Linked DNA regions of Homo sapiens: regions 1 and 3 are each linked to region 2. Evidence: chromatin contacts called from ENCODE Hi-C data. All regions are on one chromosome and are shown on one strand. The core of a region is the stretch at or near the end of the contact, and the rest is flanking DNA. Distances in the headings are between cores, read along the strand shown.

Region 1 (4,011 bases), core at 493-2,992, 2.8 Mb after region 2:
GCTGGGGGCTGGCTGTCTCTTCCCACAGAGGCTGCTCCCTTCCTGTCCAGCTCACAGCTCATTGCCCATGGGGCCTGGAGCCCAGTGGCACCACCAGCCTGTGATAAACTGGAACACTCGAAGGCCTGCCTGGCTATTGGGCACTACCGGTGGGATTTCAGGAGGGCTGGCAGGGCTGTGGCCAGCCAGGCAGGGCATGGCTGAGATGGGCTCCCCAGAGTCCCCAAGGCATCCATATGGCCGCTCCCAGGGCAAGGCCTCGCTCTGGGAGAGGAGGGGCGGGGGGCTGGGAGGACTGTTGCTGCCGCTTTGTTTTGCCTGAGACCTGCTCCCTCCCCCTTCCTCCACCTAATCTCATCACCTGCCTCTTCCCTTTGCCCAGGGTTGACCTCATCTCCATTAATCCATACCGTGTGTGTGTGTGTGTGTGTGTGTGTGTGTGTGTGTGTGTGTGTGTGTGTACAGGTGCACTTCCAAACAACTCCCTCTAGGGGCTGACCCCGCAGCACTAGAAGCAGGGTATGTGCCAGCAGACCAAGCCTGTGTGGCAGGGGCTTCCCAGCGCTCCAGAATAGGGGAGACACCAGCAGAGGTGCAAGAAACAGCCCCGGACAGGAAGCGGTAGAGAGACCCAGAAAGGCAGGGTGGGTGTGCACTGGCCTCCAGGTCCTGAAGGCCTACTCTGGAGTGGGAGTATACCCAGCTGGGTGGGGCCTGACCTACACCCCTTGTGTGCCAGGGGAATGTATCTTGCAAGCTGTTTTGCTGCACCCAAGGATGATCTTCTCCACTCAGGCCCAGGTCCCTAAGTCCCCTCCTAACAGCCACAAGTCATACTCTCTAGCGCCTTGCCTGCCCCATCTCAGGAAAGGTGACCTGAGAGGCCCAAGCTTATTCCTGCCCTCCCTGAGCCATGCTTCCTGCCCAACTTCCTAAGGCTTCGGTGACAGACGGCAATCTCCTTGCCTGGGCTGCACAGGCACACTGCCCTCTCCCCCTTGGGGTTGCATGGTCTGCAAGTGCACACACCTGTATCTCGCCCTCTCAGGGGAAAGATTTACCAGGCCCTCTCCGGCTGCATCCACTGGGTCTCTGGCTACAGGCAGAGAGCCAGTCAGCAGTGCCCCTGCAGCTGTTTGGGGCTGGGGGCTCCGATGATGCCAGAGCCCTAGGGTTTACAGGCACCTAGGCAGATTCGAGGATCCAAGTCCCTGCCACATGCGTTTGGGTGAGACCGACCTCACTGCCTCAGTTTCCTCCTATACACTGATGCTATCAACAAAAATACCCACTTCAGGAGGTGGTTGTAAAGATTATACAAGAGACTGCAGAGCGTTAGGCAGCACCTGGCACAAGACAAATGCTCAGTAAAAGACCACTGCTGTCATTAAGGTCAACACCAGCCCTGAGCTCCTGCCCTGGAGCTGACCCAGCGCTCACGCCCAGGATCAGAAAGGGAGGGCTGGGGCTGATGAGCTGGGAGGTGGTGTGCGCCCTTCTCCTGCCTCCAGCTCCTCTCTGGACCCCTGTCCTGGCACCTCTTCGGTCCCTGGTTCGGTCTGCCCCTTTCCCACCGCGGCCCGTCTTAGGCCAGGATGTGCTCCCTGCCCTGCGGACTCTGGAGCAGGGCCCGGCCACTCCCCGGAGCCTGTATGACGGGAACCGCCCCGCGCCCTCTCCCCTACGCGGGGCAGGCCAGCCCTGGGGCGCCTTAAAAACCGGAGCTGGCGCTTGGCATCGCCACTCTGGGCAGGATCCAACGTCGCTCCAGCTGCTCTTGACGACTCCACAGATACCCCGAAGCCATGGCAAGCAAGGGCTTGCAGGACCTGAAGCAACAGGTGGAGGGGACCGCCCAGGAAGCCGGTGAGGATAGCGCGCGACCTAGGGCTCAGGCAGGGGCACCTGCGTGGATGCGCAGGCAGAAGCAGCGGGTCGGCGCGGTCCGCAAGTTCCTGGACCGGCAGCTTGGCTCGGAAGGCTCGGTCCTCCACTGAGACGCAGGGGGCAGGCAGAACGCCCACCCCGGCGAGCAGACAGATGGTGCCCGCAGGGAGGCAGCGGAACAGAGGCTCCGGAGGAGCCGGAGCTGCGCTGCGGGCACTGCGGGAGCCCCTCCAAGGAGGCCATGCTGGCGCTGGGCGGCCCGCCCAGGCCCTCAGGAGAGGGTGAAGGTCCAGGACAGGGATCGGGCGCGGCCCGCCACCACTTAAACCCGCGCGCGCCACCAGAGGCTGCCCCAGACCTCAAAGGGCTTTGTTTCCATCCCACCCCCATCGCCGAAAAGTAATCGTCGCCTTACCTTTAAGTCCCCACCTGGCAAAGAAGGTCCTTAGTTCCTCCACCTCCAGCTCTCTCCTCCGTATTCTGGAGGTGACCCAGCTGCGGTGGGGGCGTGGGAGATGTCAGGAGACCACTGGGTTGGTTCTTCCTGCACCTAGCCCAGGCTTCGTTAGGACTCCAGCTCCCTGTCAGTCCTGCCCATATCCCAGTCAGGAGACAATATCCAAACCAACCCCTTACTTCACCAGTGCTCCAGGGGAGGCCCACAGTTCTTCCCTTGAGACTGAAATGCTACCAAGGAAGCCTCCGTGTCAGGTCCCTTCCTTCTGGGCTTCACTTTTCCATCTGAGAGCTGGGTGCAAAGGATGGGCTGCTTTCTGATGGGTTAATCGAGACGAGGTTCCCAGGGGCCTCTCAGCACACTTGCCTGACTAACCCTTTCCGGAGGATGGGATCTGGGTAAGGCAGGCCCTTTCCTGTTCAGCAGCAGGGATGAGTTACAGCTCTGTAGGCGGGAGCCACCTGTCAGCCCCCCCGGGGCTGGTGACTCCATTCCCAGCAGGCCGAAACTCTGGTCCAGAGGAGATAGTCCGGCCTTGGAAGTTTTGCCTCCTTCCTTCATTTGTCTCCTAATGTCTTAAGCTGCCTGTCCACAGAGGCACTGGCTTTGCTTGTGTGCCCCTCCGGGCAGGCCACAGGAGGGAGGAGGCAGTAAGGACCTGGCAAAACTGCAAGCCCCAGGGCTAAGTGCATGAAAGGTGGGAATTCAGGCATCTGGGCCAGGCTTCTAGGGGAGAAGCTGTAAAAGGGGGCAAGGGTCTTCTGCGCCATCACCAGCATTAGCCAACAGTCCAGATGCTAGCTGCAGCCTGGCCCTGCCCTGCCTTCCTTCCTCTGTCCAACATTTTCTCAGTAGCCCTGGAGATGGAAAGGGAAGCTCCTCCCCCACAGAGAAGGAGCTCAGAGTTAGAAATAAACAAAAACATCCCAGAGGCATGGAAAGGTCTCCTGCCCCTCGGGCTGGGGGGCCCTGGGCCAGGGACTTTATCTCCATGGCATCCATCCCTTGGACCTGTACCACCGAATACTCTGGAGGACACAGAGGCATGGCAATGGTGGGGCACCTGTAGTCGGTGGTGCCTCAACAGGGGCTAAAAGCCACATCTCTCTGTTCCAGTGTCAGCGGCCGGAGCGGCAGCTCAGCAAGTGGTGGACCAGGCCACAGAGGCGGGGCAGAAAGGTCTGGTGGGGCTGGAGGGAGGCGGGCAACCCCAGCACACCTCCCACTCCCCGCCCCATCCCGGCTGGGGCCCAGGCACATCCTCTCCTCTGCAGAGCCCTCTGTCCACAATGCCCCAAGCAGGTCCCCCGGGAGACCCAGGCCAGGCTAAGCCTACAGGCACTGTGGTTCCCGGGCCCTGCCTGACCTGCCCTCTCTCCCGCCCTTCCCCAGCCATGGACCAGCTGGCCAAGACCACCCAGGAAACCATCGACAAGACTGCTAACCAGGCCTCTGACACCTTCTCTGGGATTGGGAAAAAATTCGGCCTCCTGAAATGACAGCAGGGAGACTTGGGTCGGCCTCCTGAAATGACAGCAGGGAGACTTGGGTGACCCCCCTTCCAGGCGCCATCTAGCACAGCCTGGCCCTGATCTCCGGGCAGCCACCACCTCCTCGGTCTGCCCCCTCATTAAAATTCACGTTCCCACCCTGTGTCCACTTCATGA
Region 2 (4,201 bases), core at 1,023-3,522:
CTTATTTATTTTTAAAGACAGCATCACCCTATGTTGCCCAGGCCGGCCTTAAGCTCCTGGGCTACCTCCCCAGTAACTGGGACTACATGCATGTGCCACCATTCCCGGCTTGTCCTTTTCTCTATCCTACACTCTAAGAACTTAGAAGCAGAGAACTTAACAATTAAACACTTCAAACTAAGTTTTATGTATCTACTTCCCCTCACTTGTATCTCTCCCTGTATCCTATTGCTAAATTAATGATAAAATTATCCACCCAGTTCAGAAGGATTACTCAGGGAGCCTTCCTCATTCTTATCAGCTATATTTGACCGACCATTCAATCCTGCAAACTCCACTTCAGCAATATATCTCTGTCATAAACCCCTCTGTGTCTTTCTACTGGCTTAATTCCAGCCTTTATTGCCTTTTGGTTGAACAACTACAATAAATTCCTAATTGGTCTCCTGGTCCATGGAACCTCTCCCTTCCTACACTGCCACAAGAGCATATATTTCCCAATGATATGACCAGATTCCTCCCCTGCTTCAAAATATTTGACCCCTGTGGAAACAACAATACAAGCCCTTTACTTGAGAAAGGAAAATATGAAATCAGACATTTTTCTTCCAATATGGAGAGAATAAGCTTTAATAGGAATCTTGAAGAAAGCTTGAGTCATTGACTTCAAGATCTTTATTCTGGTACTGTGTTGTAAATCCTTTCTCTTTGCTGATAACAGAAGCTCTAGAAAAAAAGACTATCACTGAAGGAGCCAAACAGAAAACCTATTTGCTAGCTAATAAAATTGGGCATAGATCAAAATAAAAATTAAACTGATCATGCTTGATCTGTTCAGTTTCGTGAGATTTCTCTAGTGTTTTCCTGCCATTTTCAGCGTAAAGAGATAAGAATTGTGTTGCTGCCAGACTCTTTTATTATCCACATAGAAGGCAAGTCTTTATATTTGTCAAGGTTTACATGATTAGGAATCATAAATCACAATTAACTACTGCTTAGGAGATAAAGGTTCATGAATTTTGCATGTTGTTAATCACCTTATCACCCTTTCAGGGTTTTAATCTGCTCTTTCTTCATGGTATTAAGTTATCACATTATATTTTTTCTATGTTCTGTCTCTACCAGAAAGTAAAGCCACAGAGCAAGGACTTTATTTTGTTAAAATAGTGGTAGCACACACGGGTTTAATTCATTTGCTGTTTTTTTGTTTTTGTTTTTTTGGTTTCTTTTTTTTTTGAGACTGAGTCTCCCTCTATCGCCCAGGCTGGAGTGCAGTTGCGGGATCTGGGCTCACTGGAACCTCCGCCTCCTGGGTTCAAGTGATTCTCCTGCCTTAGCTTCCCAAGTAGCTTAGATTACAGGCACCAATCACGCCTGGCAAATTTTTGTATTTTTAGTAGAGACAGGGTTTCCCCACGTTGGCCAGGCTGGTCTCGAACTCCTAACCTCAAGTGATCCACCCGCCGCGGCCTCCCAAAGTACTGGGATTACAGGCTTGAGCCACCACGCCCGGCTGATTCATTTGTATATATTTCTAGAACAGAGCTTGGTACGAAGTTGAGCATTCAGTAAATATCTGTTGAAATAGAGGGAGAGTGAAAAAGAAAGTAACTCTCTCGCGTATTCCACAACTAGCTCTTCACCTATCAAATTACGCGCAATGGAAACATCTTAGTCCTCAGAGCAATCCTGGGTGCAAGGCAGAGGCGGCTGTTATCAGGCCTATTACACAGGTTTAGGGTGAAACTTGAAAATGTGGGCGGGAAAGTCACAAAGCAATGAAAAAACCATCTAGAAAAAATCTTTTCTGGATGTCACCATCTAACATTTGGCATGAGACCCCAGAAACCGGATGACTCGGCTCAGAAGCAGACACATTTGAAAAGATATTTATCTCACGATAAATTAAGGGACAAAAAGGCCTTCAAAAAGGAACGGAATAAACGGAATAATTTTTAACTCTAACATTACTTTCTTTCAATTTTTACATAATTCTTATAGCTGCGGCGAGTGAAACGACTAAAACAAAAGCAAAACAGAGCTCCACTGCCCAAAACAAAGATGGCCGAGACGACTCCCATGCCCACACGCAAAATGGACGCTGACTATGACGTTCCCTGCAACAATCCTCAACTGGCCCCGCCCCACCAATTTGGAACCCCGCCTCCTCAACCCGGAACCCCGCCTCCCCCAGTGTGGCCGCTTTTCCGACAGAGGCCTGCCCGTGATTGGCTGCTCGTACTATTTACGTCCTTTCGATGTTGCGTCATGCAGTGCGCCGGAGGAACTGTGCTCTTTGAGGCCGACGCTAGGGGCCCGGAAGGGAAACTGCGAGGCGAAGGTGACCGGGGACCGAGGTACTGCTCCGGCTGGCCGGCGGGCGCCCGGGATCCCCGGTGGTCCTGACAGCCGCCCTCACGGGACCGCTGGGTGCGGGGGGAAGGGCTGGAAGCAGCGGTGCTGCTGGCTGCGTCAGGGCCGGCCTGCGCGTTGGGGTCGCAGTCCTGTGGGTGACCTGGTGGAGAGGGCGGCGGCACAAGGCCCTGGTCAGGCGGGCAAGGGCTCAGTGTAGCTGTGCTTCTGTCCTCGGGCAACAAGGTGCTGAGTCATCCTTGCGGCGAGGCCGTACAGCCGCTGCGCTGGTAGCGGCACCTGGGGCAGGGGCAGAGGTGTTGTGGGTTGACAGGGAAGTTTGCTGCCGGGTTCTCATCTGAATCTAGCGGGCTGGGTGAACTTTCTCGGGGACCAGGCACCCAAACTCATCAATGCTCACGGAGGCATAAGCCCTTGGATTAGGGTCGGTAGTATTTTCCCCATTTTATAGCAACGACATCTGAGTCTTAGAGATCCACACTCCTCACAAGGTCACTTCTAACCTGTCAGAAGCGGGATTCCCACTCTGGGCTGTTACGCCACATGGAGGTCACTCTGAGCTGGACCTCTTCGGCCCCAACCAGTGGACTGAGTACTGAGGAAGATACAGGACAGCCATAGGTTGAGATGATGTAATGGCACGAAAGTTCCAAAAGCGCTGGGTGTTTTCCCAAAGGCCGGGTGCCGAATTTTAAGACCCTTAATAGTTCAGTTGCAGAGCTCGGAGGACGCTCGGGTATCTTAAAGCAATAGTTCTTAGCTTTTGGAGTGTTCGTTAAAACACACGTTCTTGGTCTTATTCCTAGGGGTAGAATCATTAGGAGCAAAGAAAGACCCAGGAGCCTACATTTTAAGATGCATCCGGGGCACTTTCAAGCAGGTAGTCTAAGGGTCAACGCTGTAGTCTGAACACGGAATCCTTATGTTACAGATGGGGAAATGGGCCCAGAAGTATATCACTTGCCTAGAATTCACTACAAATCATTGGCAGAGATGGGCTGGTAGCCCCAGTTGGTTTACACTCGTCATTTCATTCTGACCTATTGTAGTCACCTCACCTTAGCATTACAGAAACACTGTCTGCTGACTTCTGGTTGACCACCCATCTAGTATAATGTGCCCTGGAGCTAAGATAATCCAGTTTTTAGCATGCTTTTCTTTTGAAGACACCATCGAGGGAGTCTAATGTAAGGGAAACCTGGTTGGTAACTGAGTTTACTTGTTTACTTTGAAAGACTAAATGTCCTTTACGCATTATAGTAGGACATATAGAATAGGTTAACTTAGAATATTTTTATATCTCATGTTGAAGGAAAGTAATATTTGGTATGATTAGCTGAAATTCATATAGTTGGCTTCTTTTAATACCTTTTAGCTTTGTAATGCAGTATAACCTTGAAGAGCTATTCATGTCTTCTTTGGATGACACTATTCCTTTGCCCAAAAGTTATGTAGATTCTTTTAAATTTTCCCACTGGATGCTGGTATAAATCTTAAGCCAAAACTACATTTGTAAAAACCATCACAGACTCTGTAATCACGTCCAGTTATTAACAGCCGTTCTGTGTTACACATAATTTTTGCAGTCATCTATTTTGATTGGTCAAACTGGGACTTAAACCTAGTTTGTTCCTCCATCTTCAGCTGTGTTCTCTGGGATGGGTTTCTTGCATTACAGTGGATGGTTGGGCAAAGAATTCATCGCTGAAAATTAAAAAGGTCGCTTTATTTCCTGTTCTACTAAAAAATAGTTTGTTCCTTGACTCTGACTCTCATATGTCCTTCTCTTAATTGGTTAGTAGGTTGTTTTACTTATGTTTTTTTGGTT
Region 3 (4,235 bases), core at 311-2,810, 2.6 Mb after region 2:
AAGTCTTCTCCGGACCGGGCATGGTGGCTCACACTTGGAATCCCAGCACTTTGGGAGGCTGGGGCAGGAGGATCGCCTGAGGTCGGGAGTTTGAGACCGCCGGGGCCAACATGGCGAAACCCCATCTCTACTAAAGATTCAAAAATTAGCCGGGCGTGGTGGCACCCACCTGTAATCCCAGCTACTCGGGAGGCTGAGGCAGGAGAATCGCCGGGAGGCCGAGGTTGCAGTGAGCCGAGACTGCACCATTGCACTCCAGCCTGGGCGACAGAATGAGACTCCATCTTCTCTGTGTCATGCCAGTGTGCGAGATTTGGCCGCAGCCATGGGGGTACAGAACAGCACATAAGGAGCCTAGACTCGGGAGCAGGTCCTATCCAGGCGCAGGGAGAAACCCCAGGGAAGTTTTCTCTGCCGCTGGAGCCCAGGGAGATGAGACAGGCACTGAGTCAGGGCAGGCCTTGCTTCGGGGCGCTGGTTCATGAAGCTCGCTCTGACAGCAGGGCTGAGTGTGGGCGGTCGAAGCGGCTTTTGCCCGAGACAGAGGCCGGTGCCACGGCCTGCTCTGCTCTCGAAGGCAAAGTGCCTCATCCATCCAGGCTGCGCTGTTCATGGACACCTTGTGTTCTGGGGATGGAATGAAGCACCCAGCACAGCGTCTGTCACACGGGAGGTGCCCTTCTCTGTCCCTACAGAGAAGGGGCAAGGATAGACGGTTCTGAGGTGAAAACTCCGCAGGGCGAGGTGGCATTTTGCAGTAGTGAAAAGCCTTAGATGGAGCAGTGGGAAGAGGCTGCCCCTGCAGAGACTGGGAACACAGGGAGGGGAGGCTGGAGAGGAGTTGGAGGAGAAGCGGCGGGTGGAGGCGAGGCCTTGCCGGGGCACAAGGAGGACATTTCCGTCTCTTCCTGGGGAGGCGCTTCTGGCACCTTCCGGGGCGGCCTCCGGCTGTCTTCGCCCAGCCCGCCAGGCGGCGTCAGGGCTCCGGGGGCGCGCGGCCAGCCCGCCCTGCGTCTCCTTCCTCCTCCTTCCCGGGCTGGGGCCCAGGCGAGCGAGACGGGCCGGAGCCGCGGGCCCCCGCGCCGTTCCCAGGCCGCGCAGACATTAACTCATTCCTGCCTAGGGGGAAAGAGGCGGCCGGGCGGGCGCGCGCTGGAGTCGGCCTGCCTCCACCTCCCTCTCCGGGAGGCCCGGCTGCCAAGCGGAGTCCGGGGGCGGCTGGCAGGCGGCCCCGTATGAAGTGGGGCGTGTGGTCCCGAGCCCCCCTCCGCTCCCCTTCCCTCCAGGCTCTTCGGATCCGGGCGTCAGAGAGGGCGGGGAGCCCGCGCGGGACCCGGAGCGCCGCGGCCGCAGCCGCAGCTCCCCCCGGGGCCTCCTCCGGGCCGAGGGCGGCGTTCGCAGGCCGGATCTTATCGCTGGCGCCCGAGGTGGGCGGCCGCTCCCCGGAACACCTGAGGCCCGGGAGGGGGCGGGCGGCGGCGGCGCGGAGACCCTGCGCGCGGGCCGGGGACGGTCACGTTGGCCCGCGGGCCGGGCGGCGGCCAGGCGCTTGCGGAGAGCCGGGCCCGGCCCGGCGTGAGTCAGAAATCACCTTGTTTAATTACATATCCCCGAGCCCGCCGAGTGCGATAGGGGACTTTTGAACTTGCCAATTAGAGATGAAATATCACCTTCTAATTTAGACTGGCTTAATTCCGTCACGCAAAAATAGCAACAGCCCCGGGGCTGCGAGATGGGATATCAGGTCTCTCCTGGCGTGACGGCGAGCCAGGCTGAAGGATGCAGAAGCTGAGGGCTGCGAAGCGCCACTGCCTGCTCGCCCCCCGACGGAGTCGGGGTTGCGACGGGGGAACGGAGCTGCCGGGCCGGGCCACCGAGGCCGGGGAGGTTCCTTCTCTGGGTGGGTTAGCCCCAAGCAAGGAAGCCGTCAAATCGGGGTCCAGATTCTAGCCTGCCTCTGTGAGACCTCTGTGTTGTGGGGGCTGGAAAAGAAAAGGAGGTGGATCCGGGAGTCTGTAAGGCCTTCCGATGGAGGGAAGCGACTGCCAGGCAGGGGGAATAGGGTTAGTATTGCTGGAGGGAGGCAGGAAAGGTGGGCCAGGGCCCTGTTTACTTGAAAGGGGGCGTACTAAAGCCTGTTTTGCTGCTTGGGGAGTTTCTAAGCGGGCATCTGCTGTTGAGTCTGGCAGCCTGAGCTCGTTTCGGCTAAGCAGTTCACCAGCTGGATGACTTGGAGGCAGCCATTTAAGCTCTCCAAGTCTCAGTTCCTCATCTGTAAAATGGACTTGCAAATATTATCTGCCTCCTTGGATTGCAGCGAGTAATAAGGCACGTAAAGGGCCTGGCATGTGGAAGCAGTCATTTTGGTGAAGGCAGCACCACGCAATAGAAATTTCCTATTAGCCACATTTTTAAAAAATAAAAGAAAGCAAGTTAAATTCATTTTAATATATTTTCTTTGACTACATATATTTAAGATATCAGGCCGGACGCAGTGGCTCACGCCAGTAATCCCAGCACTTTGGGAGGCCGAGGCGGGCGGATCATAAGGTCAGAAGATCGAGACCACCAGGGTAACACGGTGAAACCCCGTCTCTACTAAAAAAGTACAAAAAATTAGCCGGGCGTGGTGGCGGGCGCCTGTAGTCCCAGCTACTCGGGAGGCTATGGCAGGAGAATCACTTGAACCCAGGAGGCAGAGGTGGCTGTGAAGCCGAGATTGCGCCACTGCACTCCAACTTGGGCGACAGAGCAAGGCTCCGTCTCAAAAATATATATATATATATATAATTTCAACATATAATCAATATAAAATAATTATTAATGTGCCTTCAAAATCTGGTGTGTGTTTTACACTAACGGCACTTCTTGGTCGGACTAGCCACATTTCAGCTGCTCATCGGCCACGTAGCACTATGTATTGGACACCGCAGGATTAGGGCTTCTGGTCTTAATCTTTTTATTTTTTGAGATGGAGTTTCTCTTTTGTTGCCCAGGCTGGAGTACAATGGCACGACTTCGACTCACTGCAACCTCCACCTCCCGGGTTCAAGAGATTCTCCTGCCTTAGCCTCCCGAGTAGCTGGGTTTACAAGGCGCCCACCACCATGCCCGGCTACTAGAAGTTTTAGTAGAGACGGGGTTTCACCATGTTGGCCAGGCTGATCTCGAACTCCTAACCTCAAGTGATCCACCGGCCTCAGTCTTCCAAAGTGCTGGGATTACAGGCGTGAGCCACCGCGCCCAGCCAATCTTAATCTTTTTTAGCAGAGAATTGCACTTCACAAAGAAAGGAAAGAAAATGTTGCACAGAACCCCCTTATATATAACAGAGGGATGAAGCTGCTCTGAAGTTGTGCTAGATCACCTCTCCCTGCTCTCTGTCCCTGGTGGTGTTCCTGGAATCACTTCTTCCCCCAGCATTTTGATATTCTCTGCAAAGTTGTTAGGGAGGGTGACAATACCTCAAATTTGGGCTGTACACATTTACAAAATCCATTCACTATGTCACCCCAGCAGGTCCCCAGCATGCCCTGTGGGGCAGGCAGGGTGTCAGGCATTCCACCACCACTGAATAGACCTCAGTCTCAGGTTATCTGACTTCAGGATGTTCCATTTCCCTTCCCTCCTCTCCCCCAACCCTAGGCGCTACCAGTCTAACTGGGCTGGGCTTCCCTAGGTGAGCAGCAGGCCATGAGACAGGCTGACAGTACATCTGACCCTGACACCCAGGTTGCCCCCATCCTTGCCATCCTCACTCACATTTAGTGACACACTATGCCAGGTACTAGGCTACGCTCTTTATATTTCTTACCTTCCCTTAATCCTCATAATAACCTTGTGAGATACTAAGAATCAGTATTGCCAGTTTTAGATGAAGAAATTGAGGCCCAGAGAGGTTAAGGAACTTGCCCAAGGACACAAAACCAGGAGGTAGTAGAGCTGGATCCTGCAGCCAGGGCTCTTGGCTATGCTATCAAGACTCCACAGCAGGGGGTCTCCTTCATGTTGAAAATGACTCCTCCCTGACATGTTGCACTGAGATTTTCTAGAAATTGGACTCATATTCTTTACAGAGGCAGCTTGGGATGATAGAATGAATGGATTTGGAGATGTATTCCCACTTACTAGCTCTGTCTGAGCCTCAGTGACCTCAAGTGTAAAGAGGGAATAATGTGAAGACCGATTCAGATGACAGATGCTATGTGCCTCGTTACCCCTAAAGGGGAGGAAGA

The links. Hi-C counts contacts between places; a loop is a spot of excess contacts on that map. Pooled maps may share reads with other maps.
Region 1: a loop to region 2 is called in a pooled map, with 8 times the contacts of the local background. The contact joins the promoter of ADIRF here to the promoter of GHITM in region 2. A Hi-C loop is called at or near these places in 7 of 50 pooled maps.
Region 3: a map of CD8-positive, alpha-beta T cell shows a loop between it and region 2 (13-fold over the local background). The contact joins the enhancer-like site here to the promoter of GHITM in region 2. A Hi-C loop is called at or near these places in 3 of 168 maps with a recorded cell type or tissue (CD4-positive, alpha-beta memory T cell, CD8-positive, alpha-beta T cell and naive thymus-derived CD4-positive, alpha-beta T cell) and 7 of 50 pooled maps.

Annotation. Positions count from the first base shown.
Region 1 is chr10:86,966,740-86,970,750 of GRCh38, forward strand. It overlaps ADIRF (adipogenesis regulatory factor), which reads left to right and starts at 1,743. Exons shown (of 3, transcript NM_006829.3): 1 at 1,743-1,866; 2 at 3,461-3,523; 3 at 3,737-4,011. The coding sequence starts at 1,806. The coding sequence ends at 3,843. ADIRF-AS1 (ADIRF antisense RNA 1) reads right to left here. Exons shown (of 2, transcript NR_170185.1): 1 at 2,303-4,011. AGAP11 (ArfGAP with GTPase domain, ankyrin repeat and PH domain 11) reads left to right here and starts at 3,597. Exons shown (of 11, transcript NR_171046.1): 1 at 3,597-4,011. RefSeq lists enhancers at 1-429, 270-449, 430-1,182, 2,689-3,442, 3,443-4,011 and a silencer at 2,553-2,847.
Region 2 is chr10:84,137,237-84,141,437 of GRCh38, forward strand. It overlaps GHITM (growth hormone inducible transmembrane protein), which reads left to right and starts at 2,273. Exons shown (of 9, transcript NM_014394.3): 1 at 2,273-2,357. RefSeq lists enhancers at 1,641-2,210, 2,211-2,780 and a silencer at 2,354-2,553.
Region 3 is chr10:86,710,296-86,714,530 of GRCh38, forward strand. The region is part of intron 9 of LDB3 (LIM domain binding 3); the gene reads left to right. Among named protein-coding and RNA genes, the nearest start is that of LDB3, 44 kb to the left of the region's middle. RefSeq lists enhancers at 493-1,112, 1,113-1,732, 2,277-2,326 and a silencer at 847-1,536. Within about 2 kb of position 1,561, at least 35 of the 41 ENCODE cell types and tissues checked have a DNase peak (open chromatin) inside an H3K27ac peak, as active enhancers do; they include CD8-positive, alpha-beta T cell, where a contact is called at or near this core.